Regions from separate parts of the Mus musculus genome. Here regions 2, 3, 4, 5 and 6 are each linked to region 1. The links are chromatin loops, found by intact Hi-C in ENCODE. Cell type or tissue: left cerebral cortex. All regions are shown on one strand.

Region 1 (5,000 bases):
ATAAATTCCACCCTTCGAATCTTTTTTTCATGTTCAAACACTTTGAAAAAGTTTTATAGTTGGTTAAGGATGCAGTGCAGGTAATAATTGGAAGGTAGAGCTGTTGAAGCTGAGAGTTATCTTCAAGGTTGGTTTCAAATCAGGGCCATTTATTTATTTATTTATTTAAAATTTACTTCCAATGGAGAGGCTGTGTAGAGTTCACATTCACTTATGCACTCTTGACCAGCGTCTTTGGACCTATATCACTGCCTGGCTTTTGCACTGCCTGCCTATGCTTGGGCTAAAGGAAAGTGGGGGTGGGGGGGTGGGGTGGTAATTGAGGACTAGAGAAAGATGTTAGCCAAACCCTGCAATCCTGCTACCATGTCAGTGGTCATTGTCTTATTTTAGGACTTGGATTCTGTTACTTTTTGACAAGAGTCCAAGTACATATGTAAATATTCCTTATGCAAGCTATCAGATGCTGGCGAAGCAGGCATGTGGCCAGAGAGCCCCTGAGAGTCTAGTTCTCCTCAGTGCTACTGATACTGTGTCAACCCCTCTGCTTTCCCTACAGAAATCCTACGAACATATGGCTAAAATAAGAACGGCCAGGGAGGCACCTTTAGAGTGCAACTGCCCAGCAGGTAAAACGGCCCTCATTTAACAACGTTTCCTTCACAGCAGAACTCTGGAAAAAAAGAAAAAAGAAAAAAAAGGGGGGGGGTGTCTTGTGCTGTCAAGTCTACCTGTAATAATAGTGAAGAAAGACTGCAGGCCCAACCTGCTTTAATAAAACCAACATGTCTCAGTCCAAAAGATGGCAGAAAAGCCCTAAATATTGTTTTATGCAGCATGCTAAGGTCTGCTATGGGAAAGCAAGGAAGCCAGGGATGGTCACCATGAATAATATAGACAAGATGGTATGTAAAGACAGAGTTCTTAGAGTCTCAGATTGAAAGTCTTCTGTGATCTTATTAGACAATGTCATAATTTGTTGTTGTTGGTGGTGGCGGTGAAAATGGCTGTTGAACTCTTAAGACTCTGAATTCCCTGGTGTCTAATGCTTTACCAGGACAGGGTTGTCTTGTGCTTTTGGTAAACAGATGTGCAAATAACCTTTACCTCCTCGCCAGCTTGGATTCTGTCGCATCAACAAGGCTCACTCTCCTGTCTTGAAGCAGAAGACTAAAGCTATTCTTTATCTTGAGCTGCCATTATGAGCTATAACAACCTCAACGCCCTCTCAGGACAGGTTCTTATGTTTTTACTGGATTTCTGTGAAGTTTTAGGGAACTGTTTTAATGACAATACCTAAGAGAATTAGAAAAGAGAGGCATTAATGAATATCACTCCTCCAACCCCCATCCAGTCAGGGTAATTGTAACTCTCCATTCACAGACCTCTGAGAGTTGGTATTTATCTGTAGATTTAACAATTTAAAAGGTCTTGGATGAGGGCCATTGGAAACATTGACTGGATTCAAGAATATACGTCATAAAACCCCACGAGTGTTAGTGTTTTTTTTTTCAGATAAACACTGTAATTCATTTATTACGAACGGTCTAGTTTCACTTATCAGGCATGTAAGGTGATTCCTTTACATTTTATTTAATGTTTAAGAATATGATACTTGGTGCTTTATATAGTTAGGTGTTACATAGTGCCACTTGGTCAAGGGCGGATCACGTCATGAAGGATGGAGATCGCACAAGACTACGTCATTTATTGATGATGTAGCCATTTCAGTTCGGGTAAGTGCAGTGTAGGAAGTTATCAAACAACACAATTCTCTCTGTTAAGTGGTGAATGGTTGTGTATAGAAAGACTAGTTTCTGAATTTTTTTAATATCCTGAATTATTATTATTTTTTGCCACCGCCAAAACAGCTGCCACCTTACACATCAGCTTAAAATATGAACACCAGGTTGTTATAGTGTATACACTTGAAAACCTTTTTTACAAATTAAACTTAGTGTGTGTGTACAATAGCATCTGTATGGAAATCAGAGAGCAGCTTGCAGGAGTTATCTTTGTAATTCCACCAAGTGGATCCTAGGGATCAAATCCAGGCTTTGTGTGTGACAAGTGCCATCCCACTGGCCCTATGGCACAGTGATATATCCAATTACATTCGTCACCATACTGGAAATATATGATTTTTCACATAAAGGCTTTTGACTGAGAAGACAGTTCTGGAAAGATTGTTAAAACAAAAGAAAATCAAAATCAACCAACCAATCAACAACAAAAACCAACCCTCTTATCCCAGCTATGCAAAAGGCTGAGGCAGGGGGATGGCAAGTTCAGTGCTTGCCTAGGTTACAGCTTAGTAAGATTCAGTCTTAAAATCAAAAAGTTAAAAAAAAAAAGTTTGGAGAGCTTGATGTAGCTCAGTTTTAGAACACTATCCTAAAATGTACGAGACCCTGGGTTTAACCCTCAACACATGGGGGAAATATATAAAAACATACATACATAATTATATGTGAATATTTGAAAATTTAAGCTACCTCTTACGTTAGAAGAAAAATCAAGGAGGTCAGACTTGAAAATGTGGCTTTCGTTCTTAGTTGTTTTAAGTTGGGGCAGACCTCAGGACTCAGATATTTAAGGAAGTCACATTTCCATCAGAGGATTAAATACATAATCACCTCATCGCTGCTTGGGATTATTTAAATTCTGCAGACACCTGGTGCTGAGAGTCACTGACCCCACCCTTTGGAGTCCAGGACTTTTGGTATGTACTGTTTTTGCTAACTGTATTTAAAGCAGTTCGTGTTTAATTCGCTGGATTCTTATCGAGTTTGGTAAAAAGCTGAAAAGTGACCTCTCCTGCTCTGAGTTCTATTATCTGTGAAGATATGGTTCATGATGTTAAATGTAACCTAATTATCACCAGATCTGGGAGAAAGCTAATATGTTTAGAGTTGGCCTTGTGTATCTTGGGAGATTACAGTGGAGTGTTTCTCATCATAACAGGACAATTTAAATGGGATTTCCTTGTTTTTTTTTTTTTTTTTTTTTTTTTTTTTGGCTCTCAGTAACAGCTGCTATATCTCATCGCCACCACTAGAGACCCACATCACATCAGATTTTACCTGGCTTCTTAAGCAGAAGGTGTGTGTCTTCCAGCACATGGAACCAAATAATCACTGTTCTGGAAACACTTCCTTTGGCTTGCGTAATAATCAGGCATTACACAAAATAAAGACCCTGTATCCTGGAGAGAACCATTTTGAAATACAGTCAGTCAGTGAGACATTGTCTCAGGGAATGAGCGGGCCAGCCAAGGATTAGAAAGGAGATACAGCATTTCCCACCTGGTTTGACTCTTGCTGTGGCTCACTGTGACTAAGAGTTGTCACAAAGACATCTGTTTGTAGGACAGAGCTAGACAGGCCTGTGACCTCAGCTCAGTTCCTGTGGACAGGTGCCCATCCCTTGAAGTTGACACTCTTGTTGACAGTCTCAGGAATAGAGCCAAAGGCCCATGGTGGGGGGTTGGGGGGGGGAGTAATGCTATGTTGTTTGTGTTTGCTTTAATAGCTTTTGATAGACCCAAGTTCCTGAAGGGGTTTTCCAGGTAGGACGTAAGGAAATAATACAATCTCTGGTTGGTTGTTGTCCCCTTCTCGTAAGAGGGAGCTTCTGTGGGAGACGGCTGAGCTATTTACCAATAGTTTTGTAATGTAAGAGATGCACTCTCTAATTTCCATAACAACTCTTTAAGATTCTGAATTCCCTGGCGTCTAATGCTTTACCAGGACAGGTTTGTCTTGTGCCTTTGGTAAACAGATGTGCAAATAACCTTTACCTACTCACCAGCTTCTAGGGAGCTACTTTTATAGATGAGGAGGCCACGACTCAGGGAAAACAGTTAATGTACTAAAGTCAAGGTGAGAATTCATGCCCACATCTGAGGGAAGGGAAGTCGAAGACTTACTGAAGCATAGAGAATGAATGTTTAGAGCAGGTTACCCCCAGGCTGGGATTCTGGATCTGCTGTTGCTGCTGCTGCTGTGTGTCCTTGGTTGAACCAAAGAACCGAAGTGTGTTCCGTTTACTCATCCTGAAAAAAATAACCCACACACACACAAAAAAATCAGACAAGTCTTTCTTGTAGGGTGATGGTTTTTGTGAACACTCAGATGTTTTAGTGGGTATGTGTGAAGTTGTAGATGCTGCCTTTTATCTTTTTGCCTCTTCAATGTGCTACCTACACTTCACTGCTAAGCTACACTACTGAGCCAAACCCTTAAATCAGTTCTTTTCCTTGCTACTTAACTCTAGTGCACAGAGTTACAGGTTATAGGTGAGAAAAGGATCTTTGAGATGCTTGCCCAGAACTGAGTGTCTAATGGACAAACTCTGAACTAAAGCTATGCGTAACTGAAGAGCTATGCGCGTTTGGTTCTTTATAGATATTGATATTAGTCTCTTAAGTTACGTTTATCAACAGAGAGATCTTTTGACATTGGGGGTGAAGTTTGACTAAAGTACATAGACCTTGGGCTACTTGAGCGTGGGGTAGTAAAACATATCTTTGAAATTTTGAATTAGATATTTACAGATAGCTGACCTATCCGACTCATCTGTTTCAAACTTATTTTTAGTAGCTTTGCTGAGGTATGATTTATATTTCAGCCACTTTAAGGATTGTAATAAATTTGTAGTTGGGCAGCTATCCACTGTGGTCTAGTTTTAGATCATCTCTGTCTCTGTGACAGCTCACATTTACTTGGGAACTCAAGAGAAGCTTTATTTTAGAGAAGTTTTGCTTTGGAGAAACTCCAGAAAGATGAAAAAAACAACAACAGAAATGTTATCCATCAAAGCTCTTTTTAGCAGAGTACTTTTGAGGTAGCTGAGTCTTGGAGGTACCATGGGCATTGGGGGCTGGGCCTCTAGAAAGTCTGACCTTCAGATGAGAGCATATGTTGGCTCATTCTGTGGATAGGATTCTGTCAGGGCTCTCACTTGGTGTCTTACATAAAAGTATATATAAATCAGGCATG
Region 2 (5,000 bases), 220 kb after region 1:
GAAGGAGCTAGAAAAAGTACCCAAGTGCCACAGACCCTCTGAGTCCCTGGTCTGCAAGGAACGGGATTACTTAGGCAGATGGGCAGAAGAGTCGGATGTAGTGACAATCAGTCAAACACACAAGAGAGGTGTTGAATCTGAATGTAATTTTTCAGTCGAGCATCAGATTTTTATAATACAGAATAAATTGCAGAACAAGGCACATTGAATTTTTCTAAAGGGGTCTGCATCCCTATAGGAGGAACAATAATATGAATTAATCAGTACCCCACAGAGCTGTGCCTCTAGTTGCATATGTAGCAGAGGATGGCCTAGTCAGCCATCAATGGGAAGAGAGGCCCTTGGTCTTGTGAAGATCATATGCGCCTGTACAGGGGAATCTCAGGGCCAGGAAGCAGGAGTGGGTGAGGAGCAAGGTGGGGGCGGGGTTGGGGAGAGTATAGGAGGCTTTGGGGATAGCATTTGAAATGTAAATGAAGAAAATATGTAATAAAAAAAGAGGCTCTAAACTTGTTTTAACCAAAAACGATGGTTTATTGGGGCATTTTTCTCTGTGCACCGGAGTTCTGGCATGGTTGGAGTACACATTGCCCTGGAAAATTGATGATAAAATTAGAAACAGAAGATGGATCTGGTGCTAATAGAAAGGGGTTTGGTGATTCTTTCAGGGTTCTCTAGAGGAAAAGATCCATCAGGACATCTAAATATTTAGAGAGCTACTTATGGAAGTAGCTTATAAAGTTATAGGTGTTAGGAAGTCTAAGATCTGTGGGCATACATACCAGTGGGCTAGACGGCGTACTGTTGTGGGAAATCCACACTCAGGTCTTCCTGCTTGCCCAGTGAGCACTTCACTATCAAATTGATCTTCACAGACCCCTCAGATGGGGTTTCTGCATTTATTTATTTATTAGATATTTTCTTTATATACATTTCAAATGCTATCCTGAAAGTTCCCTGTACCCTCCCTCTGCCCTGCTCTCCTACCCACCCACCCCCACTTCTTGGCCCTGGCTTTCCCCTACACTGGGGCTTATAAGGTTTCTGCATTTCTTAAGGTAGAGTTGCTAATGCAAAGAACCTTGGCCTCTGCTATTAAGGCTTATAACTGATTTGAAGCCTGCCCTGCCTATTGAGAGAAATAGGCTTTACTTAAAGAACGACCCACAGAAAATATAATCACTCTTAATAAATGTCTTCATAACAACATTTAGCCTGGTGTTTGACCAAATGCCTGAACTCCGTAGTCCTGGAAATACAACACAAAAAAATTAATGATCACTGACCAGCACTGATGTCTCCAAACAGACACATTTCAAAACTACTTCCGGGACCCCAACTGAGCAAACACTCTCGTCTTGTATTGCTTTCTTCTGTCTCTAAACCCTTCTTCCTCCTTCCTTGGTTCTTTACTTTAATGCAGCCTTAATATTCTATGAGAATAGCCTTCATCTATGACTGGCAAGTGTCATACACACTTGTGATTAGGCAAGCATTCTTGGCCAATAAACGGGTAGATTCTGCTGGACATTAGATACTGGAAGCCTTCTACACAAAGGACGTTCTCTGCCTCAGGATGAGCATAGAACTACTCTGTGGGTATAAAATTAAATATTTAGAAAAAACATTGACAACATATTCAGGTTTACTTAGGCATTCAACAATAGTATGCTTTTCCCTTTGGCCTATGACCTCCCCAATTGTATGTTTTTGATGAGGTAGGTAGCCTTAGATGTTTGTTCTCTCCAATCAAATAGTAGAACAGTTGGTTACACCTGATAGTTTCATGACTTCACTCATGACCATTTCTTGCTTGGAGGTTAGTATCCTTGCAAGGATAACCATAACTAGGTGACACTGTCGGTGAGTTTTCTTCCCTAGCAGCCTTCATAGCATCCTTTAGCCCTGGAAACACTTGCTATATTTTATCCCATACTTTGCAAAGGGGAGTGGCAAACAGAAGCCACATAGCTCCCAAGTGACACATGATAAACAATGACTGGAGTGCTCATATTTTATCTCTTCACTGCAGTCCAATCAGATGTGCACTTTTTAGAGCAGGGCGACAAGATGGCCTCTCCCACTTGTCACATGTCAGGATGGAACGTTCCTCTACAACTGGCGTTAGGAAACCATGTTTAAGAAGTGAAATAAGGTGACTACCATTCTGCTGTGCAAAGCCCACATTAGGGAGGAGGATGAAGACATCTCTGAGATGGTAGGGGCTGGCCAGGGAAGGAAGACATCATCAGGAGGTACCACGAGAGGCTGCATGCCAAGCTATAGAAGCCAGGGCTGCTTTTCCCCTTCACTACCTCACTTGTGTAGTCTGTTCCCTTCCTCCTGGCTCAGGACCGATGCCAGCTCCCTACGTTCTGCGGGCGGAGGGGGAAACCTAAAGGCATACCCACAAAGTGGCTGAATCACCACTTCCTCCTATGAATACACAAATGAAATCCATATTGTGTAACAAGCCCACAGGAAAATAAAAAAAAAGAAGAAGAAAGAAAAAGAAAGAGGGGAAGGTTTGGCAGGCACGGTAGAAACCCAATCTGGAAACTACAAATTTAAAAACAATTATTTTAAATTTCATATCACAGACTTCCTTTGGAGGCTTCCGTTCACAGCATCTATATTAGGATATCCTCCTGGGAGTGGAAACAGAAGCATTTCAGAGCTCCGTGCTGCCCAGAGCCCAAGGATTTTATAGGCTACATGAAAGCATACTTGAGTCCTGTACTGCAGATACGGTCTTTTATTCTGATATATCATTTCATTCAACAGTAGTAGACATATATACGTGGTCTGTTGATTTGCAGTTTGGGAACAATTTCAGCTTGCTTCCTTCCAGAGAGCATTATTAACAGCCAATGGCATACGGCTTCAGGCTCTTTCACAGGTGAGAGGGGAGGTTTAAAGAGAGGGCCACAGAGCGCTCTGCGGGTCCCCCCAGATAATTTACTGCCTGTCTGTGGTAATGGCTGAATGTATATATCTTTCACCATATGTAGCCTTCCATTTAGACCTCTAATCCATGCTATAGAATCAGAGCTGGTTTGTGAAAAGCCCTCCCTTGGAGTGGAACTAATTAACTTGCTGGTTCCTTTCAGATACTTTGACCATAACCCAGTGTGCCCTAGGAGTAACCCTGGGTAGGAAATGACCTAAACCTCCACTTCCAGTTGTGGTGATTATCTATTCTGATGCCGCCCCACCCCTAACCAGCCCTCTACTTTGCATATTAAAGTTAAGCTTCTAGCTATTGAGTCTCCATGCCTAGTAAGCTGGCCTGGTATCACAGCTACATACAGACTCTGTACATTATACAGCATGAGTTGAAAAAGAACTGTTTCCAAATTCATGTGCTGTTCACTGGTTTGAAAGTTGTATGAAAGGCAAGGTTTGTTCATTTTGCTGACCAAGACCCCTGGGTTTTATTTGTTTATAATGTTATTTTCCCATAGGCATTAGCATCTCCTTTTAGAGGGAATGGGGGAATGCCCCCTTCCTTTAAGATTTAAATCTAGGGACATTAATAGAATTCAGAAGAGAGCTTGGTCATTTGCCAGCTGATGGCAATTTCAGATCACTGGAAATTTTGAACAAAATGAAAAATTGCTCTAGCTCATATCAAATATCATAATTTATAGGAACCTCGTTATAGAAACTGCGTAGTTCCTATAATAGGAAATTTCCTATGTGCAGATATTTAATCAAAAACACAAGGCAAATGAACTAGGACCCGGATCGATGTAAGGGAGAGTAAAGCTTTTATTTTGACATTTAAAAATATACTTAAAGAGCAGGAAAGTCATTCCGTTTCATTTCCAGAACTCCTAGTACTTTCTAAAAGTCCAACAAAGCATTTAAATACTAAATCACATAATTTTCTAGCATTCAATTCTGTTAAAAACTAACAAGCTTTTGTTCATATATTACTGGGAATTCATTCATTCTATATTTATTTAATCAATATATATCTTTTATTCCCATAAAGGATAGTGGTGATCAAGATGTAGCCCACTATAGGACCTTTAGGAAACTATACTACATTTACTTTAATGTCAGCAATCTAGGGTTCGTGGAAAATATAAACCCCGATTTTGGGGATGTGTTGGCAACAGTCAAGGGGTGGTTTATATTAGTGTTTGTCGCTCAGAAGTGGGACGTCAGCATCCTTTTAGGACTGAGATGTTTCTCCGACACACCATGGTTTTATTGGCTGGCAGAATATAAAAGGTGTCAAGACTATAAAATCATTGTGATAAATCTCTCATAAGAAGATACCTGTTCAGCACTTTTAATTTGTTTTACTCCATGAATGACATCTAAATACCATCTTAAATTATGAATGTCCAACCAGCAAAAGATTTTACCTCATCTACAACAATTATCATTTGAAGCTCAATGAAATAGCTATTTATGTTTATATAAAAGTTTAGCTTCCCGCTTAAACAACCAAATATATGTATGCATGAATGCTATGTGTGTCCATGTGCATAATGGAATACTAAAAGCCTCATAATAGAGTATTAGATTTTAACATTTGATACAAAAACTTTTATGTTTAATACATTATAAAACATTTAACTATAAAATATTTAAAATAAAATACCTGGAAACAAGGCTCAGGTATTGCCTCAGCTTTTTAAAGTTAGGAAACGAGATGTGCATCTCACATGGGAGCTTGTGGAGAGGCGTGACACGGACCCACAGGGGCAGTCTGCTGAGGAGGAAAGACGAGGGACATAAGAGCATACAGTACATTGAATCTCAATTCATTCCCTTCCAGGGAGCACCTGTCTAGTGTCAGTCTGTCCAAGTCTTTATGCCACCCAGCTTTGTCTCTTACTGAAGCAGAGCCAACCAATTTTCCCAGAAATTTCATTTTCTGTTGTCCATGCTCCTTTCCGCTAGGCCTTTCTGGAGGGCCACTCAGGATGCTGGCAGGTGTACATTCTGTTTCGTAGGGAGGAGGGTTCAGTTTCTTTTCTTTTCTT
Region 3 (5,000 bases), 74 kb before region 1:
AACACAAGCAAAGAGGGTTTTTTAGTTTTTTTGTTTTTGTATAACCCAGACCCCCGTCCCTCCTAAAGCACAGACGACACACGGAGCTCCGATAGGCAGGGCTATGTTAAGAGGCTTCCACACAGCAAAAGGAGCACGCAACAGAGGGAAGAGACAACTTACAAACGGGAGAAAAATAATTGTAAATCATCTGACCAAAGACTAACATTCAGGATACATAAAGAATGCAAGAAGCCAGTTACATCAGTAAGGAAAGCAAAGATTGAAAACTGCTCAGAAGATCTTGACATGTCTTCCCCATCAGAGTGGCCGTTATAAAAAAAATGGATCATCAGCAGACCATCAGTGAGCCCTGGCCAGCAGGGAGCCCGTAACAGACCTCGTGCAACTTTATGAAGAGCAGCTCCGAGGTTCCTTTAAGAAACTAAAAATAGAGGCGACTGCAGCCATCATAGCACACGTGGGAGTTTATATCTAAAGGAAGGGAAATTCAGAGACCAAAGCCAGGCTGTATCCCCAAGGGTCTATGAAACACCATTCACAGGAACCCAGATACAATATGGACCTTGGTGTCCATCAAGAGATGCAGTGATAAAAAAAAACTGTGATATTTATACGTAATGCAACATTTATTATTCCCCACAAAAGGATGAAATCCTGTCATTTGCAGCAAGATGAATGGAACTGGAGGATTTTTAAGTAAATTAAGCCAGACCCCTAAAACAAAACGCTGTGTGCCCCCTCTCATATGGGAAACCGCAATATGTTGATACAAAAATAGGATGCTAATGACTCGTGGTTAGAAAGGCAAAGGCTGGAACAGGAAGCAAACACATCACTAGTTTCACCGTGTCTGTGATGAATAACAGAGAGAAACATTTTAAAAACTGTTATAGACACGTGAGCTGGTGGTGGTGGCATCCACCTTTAATCCCAGCATTTGGGAGGCAGAGGCTAGCCTGGTCTACTGAGTAAGTTTCTACTCTACAGAGGGTTACAGGATTGCCTGGGCTACCAGAGAAACCCTGTCTGAAGAGCCCAAAAGGTTTCTAAAAACGTGTAAATTAAAAAAAAAATCACTCACTGAAATTAACCAGACCTAAAGTCAGTCTATTTCAATGAACTTCTACATAGTTAGAATATAAAAATATAATATTTTAAATATATATATTTATTGTAGTGTGTGTGCATGTCTGTGTGTGTGTGTCTCTCAGTGTGTGTATGTCTTTGTGTGTGTGTCACAATGTGTGTTGAGTGGAGGTCAGAGGACAACTTGTGGAAGTTAGTTCTCTTCTTTCACTGTATGGGTCTCAGGGATGCCAGTCAGGTTTGGCCCCACACACTGTTACCCACTGAGCCATCTCACCAGCCTGATAAACCATTTACAAGGAGGGGACACGTGCTTTGGATCATGATTGTGGCGTGTCAGTGCCGGTGGGCTGGCTCCCTGACTGTGGGCTGTGGCGAGACTACCACAGTGGGAGAGTGGCGGAAAGGTTGCTTCCCTGTGGCATCCAGGAAGCAGGAAGCAGAACAGAGGAGACTAACACAAGATCTGTTCTGCAAGGATTCACCCTGGTCCATGCTTCCCCTGGGAGCAGGCTCCCGTTTGGAAACTCTCAAAGACTCTCAGATAGCACCACCAGCTGGAATCCAAACATTCAACACGTAAGGCCTACGGAGCCATTTCACATTCAGACCATAAGAGAAGGTGAGAGGGAGGCTCGATAACATGCTTCCAAACGTGAGTTCTAGTGTTCCATAGCCCATCGGTGGCACTGTTACCCCAGGAACATTTTTTTTAAGTAGAGGAGAGGATTTTAAGTTTGGGGTTTCCAGACTTAAAGTATAAAATGGTGGAGCCATCAGCCAAGCAGATTTCATCACTACACACTGTACACACATATTGAAATATCATTCTGTGGCCCATAAGTATATGAAGTTATAACTGGTTGATTAAAAGATTAAAAATAAGGGGCAGGAGAGATGATTCAGTGGCTAAGAGAGCTTGCTGATATTTCAGAGAACCTGGGTTAGGCTCCCAGCACCAACATGGTGGCTCACAACAGTCTGTAACTCCAGTTTGAGGGAGCCGGTGCCTTCTTCTGACCTCTCTGGGCACCAGGCATGCAAGTGGTTCATATACAAACATGCAAAACACTCAAAAAAAAATAAGAAAAGAAAAAAGTGAAACAGTAACCCACAGCATGGCGGGGGGGGGGGGGGGCGTGTAATGTAGGCAAAAGGTATATCTTACAAAGGACGTAATCCAGAATATTTGTAAAGTGCTCTTACATCTCAATAACAAAAAGACAAATAGCATACTTTTGAAAAGATCAATAGATTTGTATGTAGATTGTAACTGGCAGCTTAAAGGCATTCTGAGTAAGCCCATGCCCTAATTCCCGGGACATGAACAGGGAGAGTCGTTGCTGTGCACATTTGGATGGTAAGTCCTGTGGTGCATGAGTTGCGTTTCAGGGAAGCTGGTTTTTGTTTTTTCTAGATTTAAAAAAAGTACTAATTTATTCTTTAACCTTTTTTTTTTTTTTTTTTTTTACAGTCTAGACTTTATCCGCCTCCCAGTCCATCCTCCAATGTTCCACATCCTTCACCTCCTCCCTGCCAGCCCTCGACTTCATGAGGATGTCCCCCTACACACACCAGACCTCCTCATTCTCTTGGCCCCAAGTCTCTTGAGGGTTAGGTGCATCTTCTCTGACTGAGTCCAGACCTGGCAGTCTTCTGCTGTATATGTGCTGGTAGCCTCATATCAGCTAGTGTCTGCTGCCTGGTTGGTGGCTCAGTGTCTGAGAGGTTCCAGTAGAAGCTGTTTTTAAGAACAGTGTAAGTCACTGTCTTCTGTCTCCCACCCACCCCACAAGTTATTTTCACCTCACTCCCTTGCTTTTCCGAGCTCTCTCTTTGAATTTGGTTTCTATAGCTTCTGTATCCATTTAAAAATCATTTGGGGTTATTGTTGTAGACTACCATTGACCAGTACTGACCCACACAAGAACTTGTATGTTGAAAAAAATTTTAGACAAAAGACCATATATTAGGGCTGGAGAGTTGGCTCAACACTTAAGAGAAATTGTCGCTTTTCCAGAGAACCTGGGTTCGATATCCATCACTCACAAGACAGCTCACAATAGTTTGTAACCCCAGTTCTAGGGCATACAACATCCTCTTTTGATCTCTTCAGGCATCAGACATGTCTGTGGTTCATATACGCAGGTAAAACATCCATACACATAACAATGGGCATTTCTGTTTGAACAGATCTGTAGAACTGTAGAAAATGTGAACAAATAGATAGTGAGAGAAAGCAGATACACTTTTATAGGGGGCTGGGCTACAAGAAAACCTTTCAGGGTCATGAATACGTTTATTATTTTGATTGTAAGCATTTCATAGGCGTATACAAAGGTTAAAATTCTATTAAGCTACACAAGTAAATACATACAGATTATTGCATGTCAATTGTACTTTTACAACACTGTTAAGCATCTTTAGATTGTGGACCGGCAGGATGGCTCAGTGCGTAAACGTGCTTGATGGACAAGCCTGGACGTTCCCCCTTTCTGGATAGCATTTCTATTGATCCTGGCATTACTTCAGTCTTGTGGATGCAGCCATTTCTAGGAGACACTCTTTCATAGCAGACTTCCTGGTATTTTGGCGCTTACAATCTTTCCACACCCACTTCTCTGATGATCTCTGAGCCCCTGATGCAGGAGCTGTGATGTAGATGTATTTGAGCTCCCCATCATCCGTTCATCTGTGTAGTGTGTCCAGTTGGGGTTTCTGATGATCTCCATCTGCTGTAAAGAGAAGCTTCTTTGAAGAGCGGAGGGAGATTCCCTTACCTGTGGGTCTAAGATTCAGATTTAGAATCTAGGAAGGAATTGTGCTGGTCTAGTCAAGTGCTGGCAGTAGATTCCTTCCTTCTCCCCCTGCCTTCTTCCCTCCTCTACCCTTCTTCCTTCCTTCCTTCCTTCCTTCCTTCCTTCCTTCCTTCCTTCCTTCCTTCCTTCCTTCCTTTCTTTTGTTTTTGTTTCTTTCAAGACAGGGTCTCTCTGTGTAGTCTTGTCTGGCCTATCCTGGAACTCACTTTGTAGACCAGGCTAGATCTGTCTGTCTCTGCCTCCTGAGTGTCTGGATTAAAGGCATGCTTCATCATTGCCCAGCTTTAAAGAAGATATACTTTTGTTTTTTAAGTCTATGAAAGAGGTGTAATCTCATTCATTAAAATTCAGATTAAAACACCATTAACATGAGCCTTTCACTCTCTAATTGGGCAAATATTTATATATTTCAGAAAATGTGATGATTTTAGAGTGAGATACATCTTTTTGGTATCTTACCAAGTGCAACGACTAAGAGAAAGTATCAGAAGATGTACAGAACTTCATGTGGCCGTTACACTCCTGAGGATCTCTCTCTCTCTCTCTCCCCTTAGAATTTTTGAAGAAAAATATATAAGCAAAACTTATCATGCTCAGTAAAGTTTCACTGAAACTTTCAACAATGTCAACAATCAACATGTGTCTACAAGATAGCATCTGAAAATTATAATTCAAATATTAGATTTTTACATTTATTTATTCTTTTACATTTATTTAGTGGTGTTTGTGTGTATGTGTTTGAGTATATGTGTATCTGTGTGTGTGTGTGTACGTCGGTGTGTCTGTGTATCTGTGTGTGTTTGTGCATCTGTGAGTCTGTGTATCTGTGTGTGTTTGTGCATCTGTGAGTCTGTATATCTGTGTGTGCTTGTGCTTATAGAGGTCTGAGATCAACTTGTAGTGTTTGGTTCTCTCTTTCCACCATGTGGGTCCTGGGGATGGAACTTGGCAGCAGCTCCTTTACCTTCTGACCTTCTGAGCCATTTCTCTCAAGCTGCCACCTCCTTCTTCTTCCTCCTCCTCCTCCTCCTCCTCCTCCTCCTCCTCTTCTTCTTCTCCTCCTCCTCCTCCTCCTCCTCCTCCTCCTTCTTC
Region 4 (5,000 bases), 80 kb after region 1:
GGGTCCCCAACGAAGGAGCTAGAGAAAGGAACCAAAAGAGCTGAAGGGGTTTGCAGCCCCATAGGAGGAACAACAATATGAACTAACCAGTATCCCCAGAGCTCCCAGGGAGTAAACCACCAACCGAAGAGTACACATGGTGGGACCCATGGCTCCAGCTGCATATGCAGCAGAGGATGGCCTAGTTAGTCATCAAATGGGAAAAGAGGCCCTAGGTCCTATGAAGGTTTTATGCCCCAGTGTAGGGGAATGACAGGGCCAGGGCCAGGAAGCAGAAGTGGGTGGGTTGATGAGCAGGGGGAGAGGGGACAGGGAGGTTTTGGAGGGGAAACCAGGAAAGGGGACAACATTTGAAATGTAAATAAAGTAAATATTTAATTAAAAAAATGGAAAAAAAAGAGAGAGTTTAAAAAACAAAAAGAGTGTGTCCTTGAAAGAGTTAAGACTTTTAGAGGTTCTAGAGCATTCCATTCTATTGTGAGAGTCTTGGTGTAAATTATTATAGTTTGTGGACACAAGGTAGAGTTTGAAATCCTCACCAGTAACTTGCCCTTTGTTCCTGTAATTATGCTGTTAGCAGAAACTTAGCTTTTAAGATGTCTTTTTGGAGCTTCTTTCCTTTCTGTTGAAACCTATTCTCTTTTTTTCCCCCCTAAATTGGCTCACCACTGAGCTGTAACAAAACTGAAATTAATGTCTGAAAAGCACCATACATTGTCTCTCAGTATATTCATGAGAACAAGTGTTTCTATTGAAAGCAGAGCACACTTTGAGTCGGGTATTCGATGCATTGTGTTGGGAATTCTGTAGTTTTCACTGTAAGGATAATGGTTTTCCTTTACAAAGACTTCTGAAAGAAAACGAAAGTGATTTAATGATGTCATTCCCAATAACACTTTGGAGTGAATTTTATCAATTCTGTATTATTCTGAAAGACAGTAAATCCCATTGCCAGGGATCTTATATTTTAATGTCCTTATTTTTGATAAAAACAGTGTGCTTTGGATGAGATTATCCCTCCATGGTTTTACTAGCTACAATCAAAACCAGCATATCAGGAACTCTCATTACCTTCTGGGCTGATCTCCGATCAGCTGTTCGGTACAATAAAAATAAAGCCTTCGCCATTCAGTATTGTTATATGATTAGCCCCACCTGCTTTTGGAAACTGAAATAGATGCCCACTTATTCTGAGTATGTGCAGGGCAATAAGCAGCCGTTGCTTTGGGACTGTCCTTTGCCACATTGGATTATCATTTAGGTAGTTAAACACAGTTGTCTGTGTTTATTCAAAGTCATCTTGCCTTTAACAGCAGGTACCTGCTGGAAGCCCCGTGAGGGGCTCTAACCGTGGACCACTCTCGGATAAGCGGGAGGAAGGGAGGGTATTGACAGATGCCGTTATGAAGCACAATGCCCACTTCTTAGGGCACTGCTGGAGGTCCCCATTTCCTCAGCCCGGTGCTCACAGCACTGTGTATCGTCATAGGAAGCAGCCTGGTTTATGTTTGTCAATGGAAATGGAGAAAACAATATAAAGCAATGAGTTTGAGTCACTTCTGTTTGCAGTATCTGTTACACTCCAGCTTTCTGTTGCTTGGTCTTCAGGAAATCCAGTTTGGTATGACAGAGAAGGCTGTGAGGACATGGGCACCTTTTCTCTCTGCAATGGAAATGGAGTATCTACTGCCATTCTTTGTGTCTGTAATAAAAGAAAACATGAGAGGACTTGTATTTATTTGTTTGTTTGTTTATTTATTTATTTATTTATTTATTTATTTTACTTTGTGTGGAAGCGATACTTGGTAATTTGGGGGAAAGTTCCTAGTTTCCAGTTACCAAAATGACATCAAAATACAAAACGTTTTCTTATCTGTGAAAAAGATAGATTTTTGGTTTTCTTGGGAAAACCATCCTTCTTCCTGGGTCTTGGGGGTTTTGATGGAGAAGCATAGGTCGATGGCTGTAGCCTATGGCCCAGCATCTCTTGAGAGCAGTCATCTCAGTTTGTGTTTGGTGAATGACTGCGCATAAGCAGAAATAACGGAGTGTGTGAAGTGGCTTTATTGGTTTTGGCATCCCGGGTTTCCTGTGTTTGGAGGCATAAATGCTAGCTAGGCTATGGAATCTGCTCTTCCAGTGGATGCAGTGTTTTGCCTGGACTGATCCGTGAGGGATGAAGTGCAGGGCCCACAACGTTTGACTCTTCCCCTGGCTAAGTTTGCATAGCAATGTGCGATATAGTCTAATCGGCAGAGGGGGACACAGAATGGACTCATGGGTGTCACCTTCTCTACTGCTGTTGAACTATAGGAGTTCCCGTTTCTCATCCCGGGGAGAGCACTGCCCACTCAGGCAGACAGGCTTCCCAATGGTTGTGGAATGTAGATGAAGCGGTTCCCTAACAAATGCTTTTTATCTCAGCACTTGGGAGGAAAGAGCACTGGTGGCCACTGTGACCATGTCACCTGAACGGTTTAGTACTTTCACGGGAGCATATGTGGGTCAGACTGACAGGCAGCATAACTCTAAATGCATATTTGGATGAATTATGAATCAAGCATACATTTCTGGGGGTTTATGATTTCTCCCCAATGTCCTGGTGGTTTCAAAGTGAACAATGACAAGGATTGTCATGAGCCACTGACTCACTGTGGTAGGATTAGCAAAGGTTTTAAGTTGTGGAGAAATGATTAATGATCGCATCGGAGCAATGGTTCACTCGTCAGTTCTATTTTCTTCAACATTAGCTAAACAAATAGCTAGCTGTCTCCAAAGCCTTGCCATCAAAATTCCATTTTGAGAGAAATTCCAATGAAAGTTGACCTCCAACACCTGAATCACGTAAGCGTTGGGTCGATGAGAAGGAGCCCTGGGGACAAGCCACACAGAGTTGCAAACAACTGTACAGCAGACCCGAAATGATCTCTTACAATTCAAGCAGGCTGTGTTCTTACCTTGCATCACTACATCTCTGTTCCAGGAAGGCTGCCAAGAGAGTGAAGCATCACCTACCCAGCCACCCCCGCGGTTAATTGATAGTTGAGTACAGGGTTGCTTGGCTTCAGCTTGCAGCAAATGTACACGCAGCAGGCTACAGTTGCAGCTACTGTTCCAACTGCTGATTCGATTGCTTGGCACCTTTATCAGGAGGCACCACAGAGAACATAGCAACCTTTGGGTGCTTTACCAAAAAGCAGAGAAGTCGGCTAGATAACCCCAGGATGAGTATATACAGAGGGCTTATCAGGGCGTTCCAAGTGTAGACGATCAAGTTAAAGGCTGCAGATAACAGACTAGATTGATAACAGTTTGTGCATCTTTTTTGTTTACAACTATTAATTCTTGTATCTACAGCCTCTTCCAACATTGGATACCAAAAGCAGGATTCTGCATACGACCTAGGATTAGCAAGTAGAAGAACCTCATGGGGCAGAGTTGAAGGCCAGGTTCAGCTGAGTGGGTAGCCCTCTGGAGTCACTGGTATATTACAGCAGACAGTAGACATGAGGGAGCTGTCTGCTGGCCATAAGGCCTTTTCTTCTCCCGCTTTATCCCCTCCTCCGTTCTTGCCAAACCTGCTTTACATTTGAAGTTGATTGAAATGGGTTTCACGGTTAAGCTGTCAAGTGCAACTCCACGATTTAGAGAACTTCTTTCTCTTTATTCAGTTGCTGCAAGAAATAGAAGGCTTTATGGTTTTTATTTTTGTTTTTGTTTTTGTTTTTTTAATCTGGATCTTTTTTAGCAGACTGGAGATGACTAAATCAGCATCCGAGTTACCCCCAATGAATGGAAAAGCGTTGTCAGGTGCACAAAATGGAGTGTGTGTCAGAAAGGCGGACCTTTGGTGCCAAGAGTTTGTTGTAGGTAATGACCCTCTCGGGTGCTCAGACGGTCCCTGGAAAACATTATGCAGAATTATACCAGCTTAGATTTGGCTAGCCTTGCTTCTTCTGAAAGCATAGAATGCTTTTAGCGTGCAGGTTATCTCATTTGTCTTCATAACGGTAGTGAGAAGTAGTTTTGTGGCAGGTGTAATTATCTCCTTTTTATGGAGAGAGAGAGAAAGAGAGAGAGGGGGGGAGCCGGAAGGAAGCAGAGAGCCACATAATGCTGGTGTTCTATTGACATTTTCTTTCCAGATAGATGATGATTCCTTAAAGGTGCCTGGACTTTCCTGGTACACAGGAGATTGCCTATGGAGGCCTTGTGCACAGTAGGAGGATAGCGACCATTTTATATCAGGGTAACCTTAGAGAAAGCAGTGTTTCTATTATATTCTATATATTATATGTGTTTTTGTATGTTGTGTGAATTGAAATGACTGTGAGGGAAAGGGAATTTGTTCTGAAAAATGAGTTAAAATCATCTTAATCCCTATAAACTAGGAATTTAGCTTGCCTAGCAGTCTGAAGCAGAACCAGATGTTGTTTTTTAGGGGGAACGCGGCCTGACTGAGCACTTTGGTCATGGAATCTGGGATTGTGCCAAACTTAAAGCATTGTCATATCAGAGATGGTGTGGAGAAAAATGATGTAAAATTGCAGAAAAAAAAATGGACTCTTTAAAGAAAAAGGTGTTTGGTAAATTAACTAGATTGTCAAGAGACTTTGGGTTATAGTTGAAGAAAGTGTTAGGTGGGACTTCATTAGCTACAATACAGGCTTTTCTGAGGCAACAGAGACTCTGTAGCGCCAATGGCAGTCAATAGAGAAGTCAATATATTCTGTCATGGGCCGAGGAAAGTGGTCAGAGTGGCTGGCAGCTTGACGGTAGCAAGAACAGGGGATCTTTCTCCTTTTTTAAAAAATTTAGTTTTTAGATTCTAGGCTTCCATTTTATGGTCTCAGATGACTATTCTTATTTTCCAGTCAGCGGGGATAGCGGGGAGGATGTGGAAAATATCTCCAAAGTGAGCAAGCCAGGATCCAACATTTCAAGCTGTGTCCACAAGACGTAGTTGTGCAACCAGACCTAACTTCAGAAGAGGCTTAGAA
Region 5 (5,000 bases), 510 kb after region 1:
AGTCAATCACACTTATCCCACATGACTGTATGTGCACATTCCCACCCTCCATCCCCAGAGGAGAATGTGCGACCATATACTAAATAAAAACGATAAAAATGAGGCAGAGCCTAACTCCGAGAAAGCTCTGAAGCCATCTTTAAAGAGCATCGAATGCAGTGGTTCACAACCTTCCTAGCGCTATGACCCTTTAATACAGTTCCTCACGGGGTAGTGATCCCAAACTAGAAAAAATTATTCTTGTTGCTATTTCATAACTGTAATTTTTTGCTACTGTTATGAATTGTAATATCAAGAAGCTGTGCTCTACTTTATTTCTTACTTAAGAAGTAGGCATTGCTACCTTCAGTTTCCAAGGAGAAACTGAGGCTCAGAAAACCTAAGGATTTTGCTGAAGGTTGCACAGCTGGTCATTGGAAGAGCTAAAATTCAGGTCCACTAAGAACTCGTAGTATTATAACGAAAAGTGTAAGTACATTTAAAAAAATAGTATTTGGCAAGAGTTTTAATACACTGACCTTTGGGGCTGGAGAGATGACTCAGCAGTTAAGAGCACTGACTGCTCTTCCAGAGGACCCACGTTCAATTCCCACAAACTTTAGGTTAGGTCCTGTGGAGCACTAGAGAGCAGGCTTGGCTCCAGCAGTACGGAATCTCAGCCTGTGGGTTCTCTGGGCTGAAGCGCTACCTGGGCAGGAGCTAGCTTCATAGAACTCATTATCTGGCACTCACTCTTTGGACTCTGTAAATGTGTCGTTCTTATTTCTACGTGCAGACCGACCTGCGCTAGGAAGGTTACAGCATACAACAGAAACAACGGCCGTGCACTCACAGCAGCTCCATTCCCATCCAGACAATATTCTCCCAACTTTGCACCTGTGTTAGTTCCCATTTTATAACTCAAGTAAACAGTAACAGTGATCGCCAGCACACTCTTTCTTTTCGTTTCTTACTGTTTTTGTTTTTTTCTCGTTTTTTATTATCTTACGGGGAGAGGTTTCAGTTGTTTTGAGACAAGATCTTGCTGTGTAGCCCAGCCTGGCCTGGAACTTACTGGCTTCAGTCCTTCTGCCTCCGTATCCCGATCGCTGAAATAACAAGCCCATGCCACCCCTGGCTCTCGTTTATAGTCCTACAAACAGGCTATCTTCTTTATTAATCTGAATGGTTCATCTCCATTGTCAGTTTGGTAAGATCTCACATCACCTGGGTGTGTCTAGGCGAGATTATCTTGATTAGGTAGCTGGGGTTGGAAGAGCTGCCCCCTGTGTGGCACAACTCGGTGGGGTGGGTCCTGGACCACAGAAGAAGGGGGAGGCTGGCTGAGCGGCCACAGCGCTCCCTTGAAGGAAGGACTTCATTGTAGGGTGGAGCAAGATGGCAACCTCAGATCCTTTATCAGGTCTACCTCAGCTCCACAGGCAAATTGTGCCAGTCTTGAGATGGTCTCCAACCCAGGTCACAACAGCAGCCCAGTCAGTGTCTAGCCATACTGCCCTGCCAGCCAATGACATCTTGACTTCACCTGCCATCTTATCCTTCCTAAATCCACTTTCTTCCTTCTCCTCTCAGACGACTCACATTCCACAAAACCACTTTATACTTGTCAGCATCCTCTCCCAAGAGAGCCAATAGTCAAAGATGAGTTTGTCTCCTTTCCGGCAGGAAAACTCATTCTACATTCACCTGCCTAGCAAATAAGTCGTAGCAGCTTTCTAGTGCACTGTGATGCCGGCTCACGCTGCCGTAAAATACTTTATGCCTAGTATTGTTTTTTTTTCTTCTTCTTCACATAAACACAGTACATTTTACCAACAAGACATTTTATATAAGTATATGCTTCAAAATATTGATTTAAATATTAATTAAATTAATATTTCACTGTACTGGGTAAAGAAATGATTACTCAAAAACGCTTTGGAAATTAATTTCCAAGTTTTTGAAACAGAAACATACCGTTAGCATAGCACCACCTAGTGGTACATAGAAGGAACTGTTACTACTCCATCAATAAAGAAAAATGGGACCTTGCTGTATTGCAGTTGCTTTTGTCTGCCTAACATAAAGGCTTTAAAAGATGTTCTCATAGTCAAACAAACTGAGACTGTATGCATACTGAATCAGGCCTTGAACTCTGATATCTTTGGGTCATCTTTCCTTCCCAGAGCTTAAAGCACGGCTACCCCGTCTCCTCGTCCACACTGGTCCTGGCTACTGCACTTGAGTACCTCACAGCTTATAAACAGTTTGATCTATTGATGACCGAATGCCGGCGCTGGAGGTCAGAGCCTTTGTTCATCGTCTTAATCCTATGTTCAAGACCCTCTGAGTAAATGAATGAATCTTTAATAATGAGCTGCTAATGATCACCTTTGGAACTGGAAGGGTGTGGGAGACTCAACCGAGGGACAAATCTTGTAAACTTACAAATTCTATGATCAGAATGAATTGAGCTATGAAAGAAGTGAAGGCCACGGCCTGTTAGAGAACTAAAAGACCTGGCCAGAAAAACTATACAACCAGACTGGTCTAGAGATGTGTCCAGGACATGTTACTGATAGCCAATGAGAAAGGAACTGTCTCCTACCAGTCAGCCAATGAGAAAGGAACTGCCCCTCCCAGTCAGCCAATTAGAAAGGGACTGCCACCTCCAGTCAGCCAATGAGAAAGGGACTGCCACCTACCAGTCAGCCAATGAGAAACTACCAGTCCGATGAGCGTACACGTTGTGATTGCATCATGGAACTGTGGAACCACTGCCTCAGGAAGCACCCTAATGCGCTATACGAGGGGGCACAGTAAGGAAATCGCATTTACTGTGCATGACCACTCCATGGTATGGTTAAAGCTTTGATTGTGAATAAGAGAAGCATCCAGAATCCAGAGCAGAAAGAGAAAACAGACTGGACACGGCCAGGGCTAGAGCAGCCGTTCAGTGGGAGAAAATAGTGAAACAAGAAAGAAAATGGAAAGCCGGGCAGTGGTGGCGCACGCCTTTAATCCCAGCACTCGGGAGGCAGAGGCAGGCGGATTTCTGAGTTCGAGGCCAGCCTGGTCTACAAAGTGAGTTCCAGGACAGCCAGGGCTACACAGAGAAACCCTGTCTCAGAAAACCAAAAAAAAAAAAAAAAAAGGAAGGAAGGAAGGAAGGAAGGAAAGAAAGAAAGAAAATGGAGACAGAGAAGAGAGTAGAGTAGGGAGCAGGACACCAGGTCAGGGGTGGGGCTGAGGGAGTCTGGAGTCGGGCGCAGGCTTGGCTATGCAGCAACAGGTTTGTCAGTGTAGGGAAGTGGCTCCTCCTGGCCGATGGCGACAGGCTTCCCGACTTCCTGCGGAATGCTGGCTTTGCTCTGACTGCAGTCCAGGCTGAGTCTGCCCATCTGAGAGGGAGAAGAGGGCACTTGTGGACCTGACACCTAACGATGTAGTTGAAGATGCTGGTTGTGCCCGAGGAACAACGCAAGATGGAACTTACCGACGTACAGATCAAGTTAATTCAGTTAGGCTGGTTCTGGTGGCATACTTGATCCCTGCACTCAGAAAGCAGAGGCAGGTGGATCTCTTAAGAGTTTGAGGCCAGCCTGGTCTATATAGCAAATTCCAGACCAGACAGGGCCTGTGAGAGCCTGTCTCAGAAACAAAACAACAAAAAGTCCACACTCTAAAATGTTAATTAGAAAAATCATTTATTTCTGCTCCTTTCATACATCATGTTGTTCAGGAAACAAGTCTCCCGTATGCATCTGAAATTGCAGAGTAGCACACACACCATTTAAAGCACCACTGCAGGAACTGGCCAATCGTCCAAATATCTCAGCTCTCACAATATACTTCTCAATTTGCGTTAATTTCTGAAAATCAGAAATATCATGTCCAAAAGCTGATGATGGGTTTGTAAAAAATAATCACTTTATTCAATACCAAAGTTTTAGGAGGAGTATATTTTCTTTAAGAAATAAAAAACTAAGAAAAAATGCCGTTTAACATAGCTGGTACACTGGGGTAGGTCATCAAGGGAAATACTGTAATGAACTTGTCTCTGATCCCGTGACTTCCGGTCCTAGCTCTGCTGTGCTTGCTAGGGTGTCGCTCAGTGCAGCGTTTACACTGCTCTTCTTTCTTTTCCACATTGCAGGAGGGAGTGGGTCAGCCTTTAAAACTTCATTAACAGGAGCAAATCCGGGATCCACTGATTTCCTCTCAAAAGACACTAGCCCATCAGGTAGCCCCTGCAGAAAGAGAATTCATATCAGAAAAGGCGACCAGGAAGCAGCCATTCAAGAGTGCCTGGCGACTATGAATCTGATGACGTCACAGCTCTTCCTCAGCATCACCCCTGGTTCGTGATAACACATAACCAGGCTTCCTGGTCTCCTTCCTCCCAAAACATCACAAAGCAATGCAAACTAACATACAATTAGACACAGAAGGGCAGAAAAATGAAGACTATAAAGCTAAGCTTAACAGAAGCAATCTTTGGGCTCTCAAAATTATAACAAAAATTAAACCTTTTTATGGAAACTAGCTTGGATTTCAAAGCCCCTCGTCATACTAGAGGAGGCATGGGAAAGCCAGGAATACATGCCTGGAGCTGACCCTGAGTCCCCAAACTGCAAAGGTATCTGCCTCCATTGCAAGTGTCCAGAAAGCAGTTGCAGGCTTCAGCAGTGCCCACAGATGACACCAAAGATCAAGCTGCTTTCACTGACGCTCCGAAGCCCCTTTAAGGAACTGAATGAGGTACTCAGGTCCCAACCCTCCCTTCTGCCATAAGCACCTGAGATCTAATACCATGGAGGCATGATCAGGATCAGAACAAAACTCTGAAAAATGCTGTACTACTTACTACCCACACTACCAAATGACTGAATACACGGGAACTCACTGAGGCCCCCAGAGTGCCCCCTCTGATGCACCCTTACTATTCACTGGGTGAGGCTGGTCAAACCTCACTCCGTTTTCTCAACTATAAAATGGAGTTACTCCATGAGGCCTGAAAA
Region 6 (5,000 bases), 200 kb after region 1:
AAGGGCTTAGACAGGGAAGGGTGTGGGATACAGGAACATAAAGGACAGGGCTAACCCCAAAGGAAGTGGGCACAAAAACCCAATGTGCTCATGTCTCTGTAGTAGAATGTGAAGGCGATGCAATCTTTTTCCAGTTGTGGAATGATCGAATGCATGCAAGAAGGAAGCAGATGGGCAGTAGTGAGTGCTAACACATTATGTTAGCACTCGGTGGAAGTGGGGCTAAGGGGAGAAGAGGGTAAGGTAAGGGGTGGGTTAGCTAAAACTAGGGATGGATGAAGAAGATGTATGGAAACCTGGTTATTAGGCTAATTTCGAAATAAAAAAAATTAACATTAACAACAAAAGAGTTTGAACAGAATTACCCTGCATGGGTGGACAAAGTCACTATCTTTTATCAACTCTTCTCTCTGTCTCTCTGTCTCTCTGTCTCTCTGTCTCTCTGTCTCTCTCTAAGGGTTTCTCTATGTAACCTGGTTATCCTGAAACTAGATCTATATAGACCAGGATGGCCTTGAACTCACAGAGAGTTCTGAGATTAAAAGTGTGTGCTATCTCCCCAAGTCTTGTCATCTCTTACCAGGGGTTTTGATGAGAAGAGAGGTTTCTCATCCATTCATCTCTTCCATTTTGTTTTTCATGTTTGGTTTTGATCCTAAATTTAGAGGCAAGGCCCAGAGTTCTCATCTGTACCTCGAACTTCTTTAAACTTTGGCTCACTCTTTGTCAGCAAGATACCTAGACATGGCTGAGGAGGACTTTGTGCAGTTCATTGGCTCACTAACGTTATGTTGGAAGTGACTCCCTATAGATGTCTGCTTCCAGTTGTCATTATAATTTACTCTTCTTCAAGCCAGTGTTTTTTTCTAGGTTTAACATATTTAAACTCTCATCTTAAAACTTAGTTTGGCCTCACCATCTCTCAAGTATTGTGATATTCTTCAAAAGCCCTGTTACCTTCAATGTATGCCATCTTGCAAATGCCTTCTGCCCCACAGTTTCTGTGGCATTTGATTGGTTTCTGGATTTGTGATTGAATATTCGAGAAAGACATGTTCAGAAATAGTGTCACTCTGCTTTGGGGGTTTCTCCAGAAGGTAGTACTGCTTCATTCTTATCCCTTTTCTTTCAAGGCTATTTTTTTTTTAATTTATTTTAGATTCTCTTTAAAATACTTAGTAAAACTATTGTTTTAACTTCATGTTTTAACTTCAACTTTAACTACTGTTTTAAGGGAACATCTTCATGGAGAAAAGAAAATAAGTTAATTCCCAGTGAATCAATAATTGTTATTTATTTGTAAGTGAACAACAGTTCGTCAGGATGCCTCTGGTATCTCTGATGGTGTCTCCATCCCTGTGAATATTCATATGTCTCTTCTGTGAATTTAAATGTGTATTTTTTCTTGTTTGTCAGTTGAAACTTACTCAATTTCTAGAGCTCCTAAGTTCCCTGCATATATATATATTTTTTTTTCTTCTTCTTCTTCTTCTTTTCAAAGGTGGTTTCTAAAGTTAACCATGTCTATCACAAGTGAGCTTGCTCGGTTTCCTTGGTTTAGTGATTTTATACTACAAATGTCCGATTTCTAATCTTAAAGGAGAGTTACAAATATCGGAATATTGATTGCATGATTTGGGGCAAGTCTATAAGTTTGTATTTTCCTATATAGTAGGGCCCCACCACGTATATTTACTTATTTAATTCTGTCCTGATCTTTGAAAATGCCTTGAGTGTGCATAGGATTCTCTCTTTGTTCCAAGATACAGAAAGAAATCCAAAAGCCTACTGACACTTTGGGTTTTGCTTATAAAGCTGGGTCTCCTAACATCTTCAACTGATATCATTGCTTATTTATTTATTTATTTATTTATACCCTGCTATCAACAAAGATGGTCATACCTCTCCTGTTTGAGGCTGGGGGGAAGCTGGGTGGGCCACCAGTGTTCCCACAGCTTATGGTGGTGTTTATTTGTAGCTGATAACTCTGACTCGTGGTGACAGTCGGCCGTGTCCCTGGAACTTTCCAGAGTTTAGAAGTCATCAGCTCCACTCAGCAGTTCATGCCTCAGCAGCAGGCAGCTCTGTGTTTTCCTTGGCGTTTTCTCCCAGCAAGACTTAGAAGCCCTCAGTACTTATTGTGGGCTGATTGCTCTCTTCCATTCACTTGAGCCATAATTCACTGGAAGCTATTTTCACCCAAGGAAATGCAGACAGAAGCTGTGTAATTGAGAACAATGTCTTCAAGTGCAAATGGCTAGAATTTGATGCAGTGAGTCTGATGTCCTTATAGGCAACTCACTGAAGTAAAAGGGTGTTTGATTTCTTTTTCTTTTTTTTTTTCCTTTTTTTTTTTTTGACTCATGAATGGCATCATCATTAAGGCTAACTGTTCATTAAGTGATAATGATCTTGTCTCTGTAGAAAAAAAAAACAGACTTAAAATTATGACCATGAATTTATCCGAGTGACAATCACTGAATTCCATTATATTCACATTTAACAGAAATAATCTAAGCTGTATTCTTCTTTGTGTATGTTTTTAGTTGATTGCTATCCAAATACATTCAGAAAAATCATGTTGAACCTGACTGAAGACAAACAATAGTTATATAGATTTGTTTCTTATAATTTGAGGCCTTCAGAAAATAAATAAGGCGTTTCAACTGCTGGCTTAGCAAATCTGTTCTGTATTGATGGTATATCAATGAGATGAACAGAAATCCTGACTCTTAAGTATGTTTGATAGATAGTTGTTCCAACCAGCTTTGGGGGTGAGATGGAATAGAGCTTGGCTTTGCTGAAGCAGGAGAGTAGCAATCTTCATCAACAACATCTGGTCCCTTTCTTGGAGCTGGTGGTGAAAAACAGTGAACAGAGTCTTAGGAATTGTGTAGCAACCCTTATACAACTGGAAAACATGAAATATGCTACAAAGCATCTTTTATATTTCAGGTCCTCCAGGGAAACGAGGGAAGAGAGGCCGAAGAGGAGAATCTGGTGAGTGTCTGCCTTGTGCTACTCAAGTTCTGGTGTAGTAGTTATGTTTATTCCCATTAATTAATAGTGATAGTTGCCTATTGGAAGGTGTGTGCAAGTTTGATACTTTTATTATATACGTTGAATTTAAGGGCAAATCCTTATTACAACAAACACTTAAGAAAGGAGCATTGGGAAATATTGTTCATTAGGGTTTAACAATACCCCCAGCTCCCGGGTTTTAGCTGCTTGTTGATCAAGGCCAACCCTTCTGTCCTGCATTCCGTAGTGCAGTTCGCATCCATATGTGGTATAGCAACATCACTCTGGGTCCTCTCTGGGGTGGCCAGCATGTGGGTATTTATCTGTCTCAGCACACTCACAAAAACATTTTGGAAAGCTGTTATTTTAATGAACTGACACACTGTGTCATACTGCTTGCTGTGCAGTTCTTAACGGGCTGTGGGAGGGGCTCCTGGTACAGCCTCAGAGCTTCAGTGGTGAGAGTGGCATCATTGATCAGTCTGGGGTTTCCACATTGTCACTGAGGAAGTGATGGGTCAGCCGACTCCAAGCCAGGGCTATTGCAATCCTTTGTCCTGGCTCCCACTCCAAGTTTGTGGGAGTTCCTATAGGGAAAGTGAAATAGCAAAGGCCAAATGAAGATACGTTTGTAACCACGATATAGCAATAAGAGAGGTAGGTTACTATTTTTACTCTTGGAAGTCTGAGATTTCAAAAGGGCTGATAATCCAGAAGGCTTCTTAAGAGAGCATCAGTTCTTTTCATGGTGACTTCGGCATGCTCTAAAATGGGACCTCCCACTATCTAATGGTAGAACTTACCAATAGTTAAGACAATCACTGGCCAAGTGTTGAAGTAGTAGAACCCCAGCTTGTCCTGCTGTGGACAGAATTTAGGACATCTCATTTTCCCTTGCCCTTTCAAAATAGATGGCAAAGTCAAAGGAATTGTGAAAATTCACCAACTGGGGAGGATGGTTGCTGAGTGCTTAGTGTTCTCAAGGGCTGTCCATCAGCCTCTCTGCATGTAGATGGCTGGAAACTTGGGTGGGTATCCCTTCATAAAGGACAGAGTTCACAATAGAGGCTTTTCTCATGTTCTTTAAAAACAGAGTGTTTAGGTTAGCATGTGGGGTAATCGGGCTCATTATCACATCTTTATGCATATGTGTTTAGGATCATTATTCACATTTGCCCCCCACCCCCGACTACCTGCCCCACCCTGCCCCGTGCTTCCTCCTCCAATTGGTCCCCTCTCTCCCCACCCCCAAGAAGTTTTGAGAGAAAAGAAATGACAAAATATTGTTGCCAGATAATCACCAAAATGATCTTTTGTCAAAAGAAAGAAATTAAGAAGGAAGAAGAAACATGTGTGCTTATGTAAAGTCCTATAGAGATAAACCCACCTCCCCACTGCCTGGTTACATAGAAGGTGGCGTTTGGAGCATATGGTATATAAAATACAGGGATGGTCTCGGTTTCTGCCTGTGTTCTGCTTTAAAGAAAACCATAGAGACACTAGGACTGAGCTCTTATGCATTGGCAGAAACGGTGAAGGTAGGACATTCTTCAAGGAACAAATGTTAGGCCTTGCTGATTCAAGTGTTTATCAAGCTCAGCTCTCTGCAATGATCCATCAAAAGCAACCGAGATTCTCCTGACTCGAATGCTACATAGGCCTGTATGTGTTACACAGTTTTCTTTCAGGTTCATGGACCTCTCAGCTTCGCCTGAACAGGCTTTGGAGAACCTGAAAGTTTGTCCAAATTCTGTGACAATTTGGCTATAAATTCATTTGTTTTGTCATCTCAAAGGTCTATGATTTAAAGAAATCTCTGGGTTCCAAGTCTCCTCTGTGTTCTTAGAATTGTGATGATGATGATGATGGTGGTGGTGGTGGTGGTGGTGGTGGTGGTAATTTATCTGTGAGTTAATTTTAACATTCATAGTCACTAATTTCTCTTTCTTTCTCTTTTTCATCTCTCCCCTCACTGCCCG

The links. A loop is a pair of places that touch in the nucleus more often than their neighbours do. Peaks named below come from ENCODE experiments on the same cell type or tissue, not always from the same donor. Only the 100,000 strongest peaks of a DNase experiment are listed, where the experiment ranks them.
Region 2: it touches region 1 in a loop (2.6-fold over the local background); 3 of 42 quality-filtered maps call a loop at or near these places.
Region 3: a loop joins it to region 1, with 2.3 times the contacts of the local background. A loop is called at or near these places in 2 of 42 quality-filtered maps.
Region 4: a loop joins it to region 1, with 2.6 times the contacts of the local background. A loop is called at or near these places in 2 of 42 quality-filtered maps.
Region 5: it touches region 1 in a loop (4-fold over the local background); 15 of 42 quality-filtered maps call a loop at or near these places.
Region 6: a loop joins it to region 1, with 1.9 times the contacts of the local background. A loop is called at or near these places in 2 of 42 quality-filtered maps.

What each region holds. Positions count from the first base shown.
Region 1 is chr3:130,182,206-130,187,205 of GRCm38, forward strand. It overlaps Col25a1 (collagen, type XXV, alpha 1), which reads left to right. Exons shown (of 38, transcript NM_029838.4): 2 at 560-629. Among named protein-coding and RNA genes, the nearest start is that of Col25a1, 3.9 kb to the left of the region's middle. In left cerebral cortex, a CTCF peak has its summit at 3,062; DNase peaks (open chromatin) are centred at 3,174 and 4,076.
Region 2 is chr3:130,398,507-130,403,506 of GRCm38, forward strand. The region is part of intron 4 of Col25a1 (collagen, type XXV, alpha 1); the gene reads left to right. Among named protein-coding and RNA genes, the nearest start is that of Gm22682, 200 kb to the left of the region's middle. In left cerebral cortex, no CTCF peak of the experiment used is centred here; a DNase peak (open chromatin) is centred at 2,482; H3K4me3 peaks cover 540 bases; H3K27ac peaks cover 607 bases.
Region 3 is chr3:130,108,075-130,113,074 of GRCm38, forward strand. No RefSeq gene overlaps it. Among named protein-coding and RNA genes, the nearest start is that of Sec24b, 50 kb to the left of the region's middle. In left cerebral cortex, no CTCF peak of the experiment used is centred here; DNase peaks (open chromatin) are centred at 400, 2,483 and 2,823.
Region 4 is chr3:130,262,268-130,267,267 of GRCm38, forward strand. The region is part of intron 2 of Col25a1 (collagen, type XXV, alpha 1); the gene reads left to right. Among named protein-coding and RNA genes, the nearest start is that of Gm22682, 59 kb to the left of the region's middle. In left cerebral cortex, no CTCF peak of the experiment used is centred here; a DNase peak (open chromatin) is centred at 2,998.
Region 5 is chr3:130,692,250-130,697,249 of GRCm38, forward strand. It overlaps Ostc (oligosaccharyltransferase complex subunit (non-catalytic)), which reads right to left. Exons shown (of 4, transcript NM_025509.3): 4 at 3,668-4,229. The coding sequence ends at 4,211. It overlaps Gm36373 (a long non-coding RNA gene), which reads right to left and starts at 403. Exons shown (of 3, transcript XR_867641.2): 1 at 1-403. In left cerebral cortex, a CTCF peak has its summit at 1,976 (motif pointing left); a DNase peak (open chromatin) is centred at 2,596.
Region 6 is chr3:130,383,920-130,388,919 of GRCm38, forward strand. It overlaps Col25a1 (collagen, type XXV, alpha 1), which reads left to right. Exons shown (of 38, transcript NM_029838.4): 3 at 2,956-3,000. Among named protein-coding and RNA genes, the nearest start is that of Gm22682, 180 kb to the left of the region's middle. In left cerebral cortex, no CTCF peak of the experiment used is centred here; a DNase peak (open chromatin) is centred at 2,133.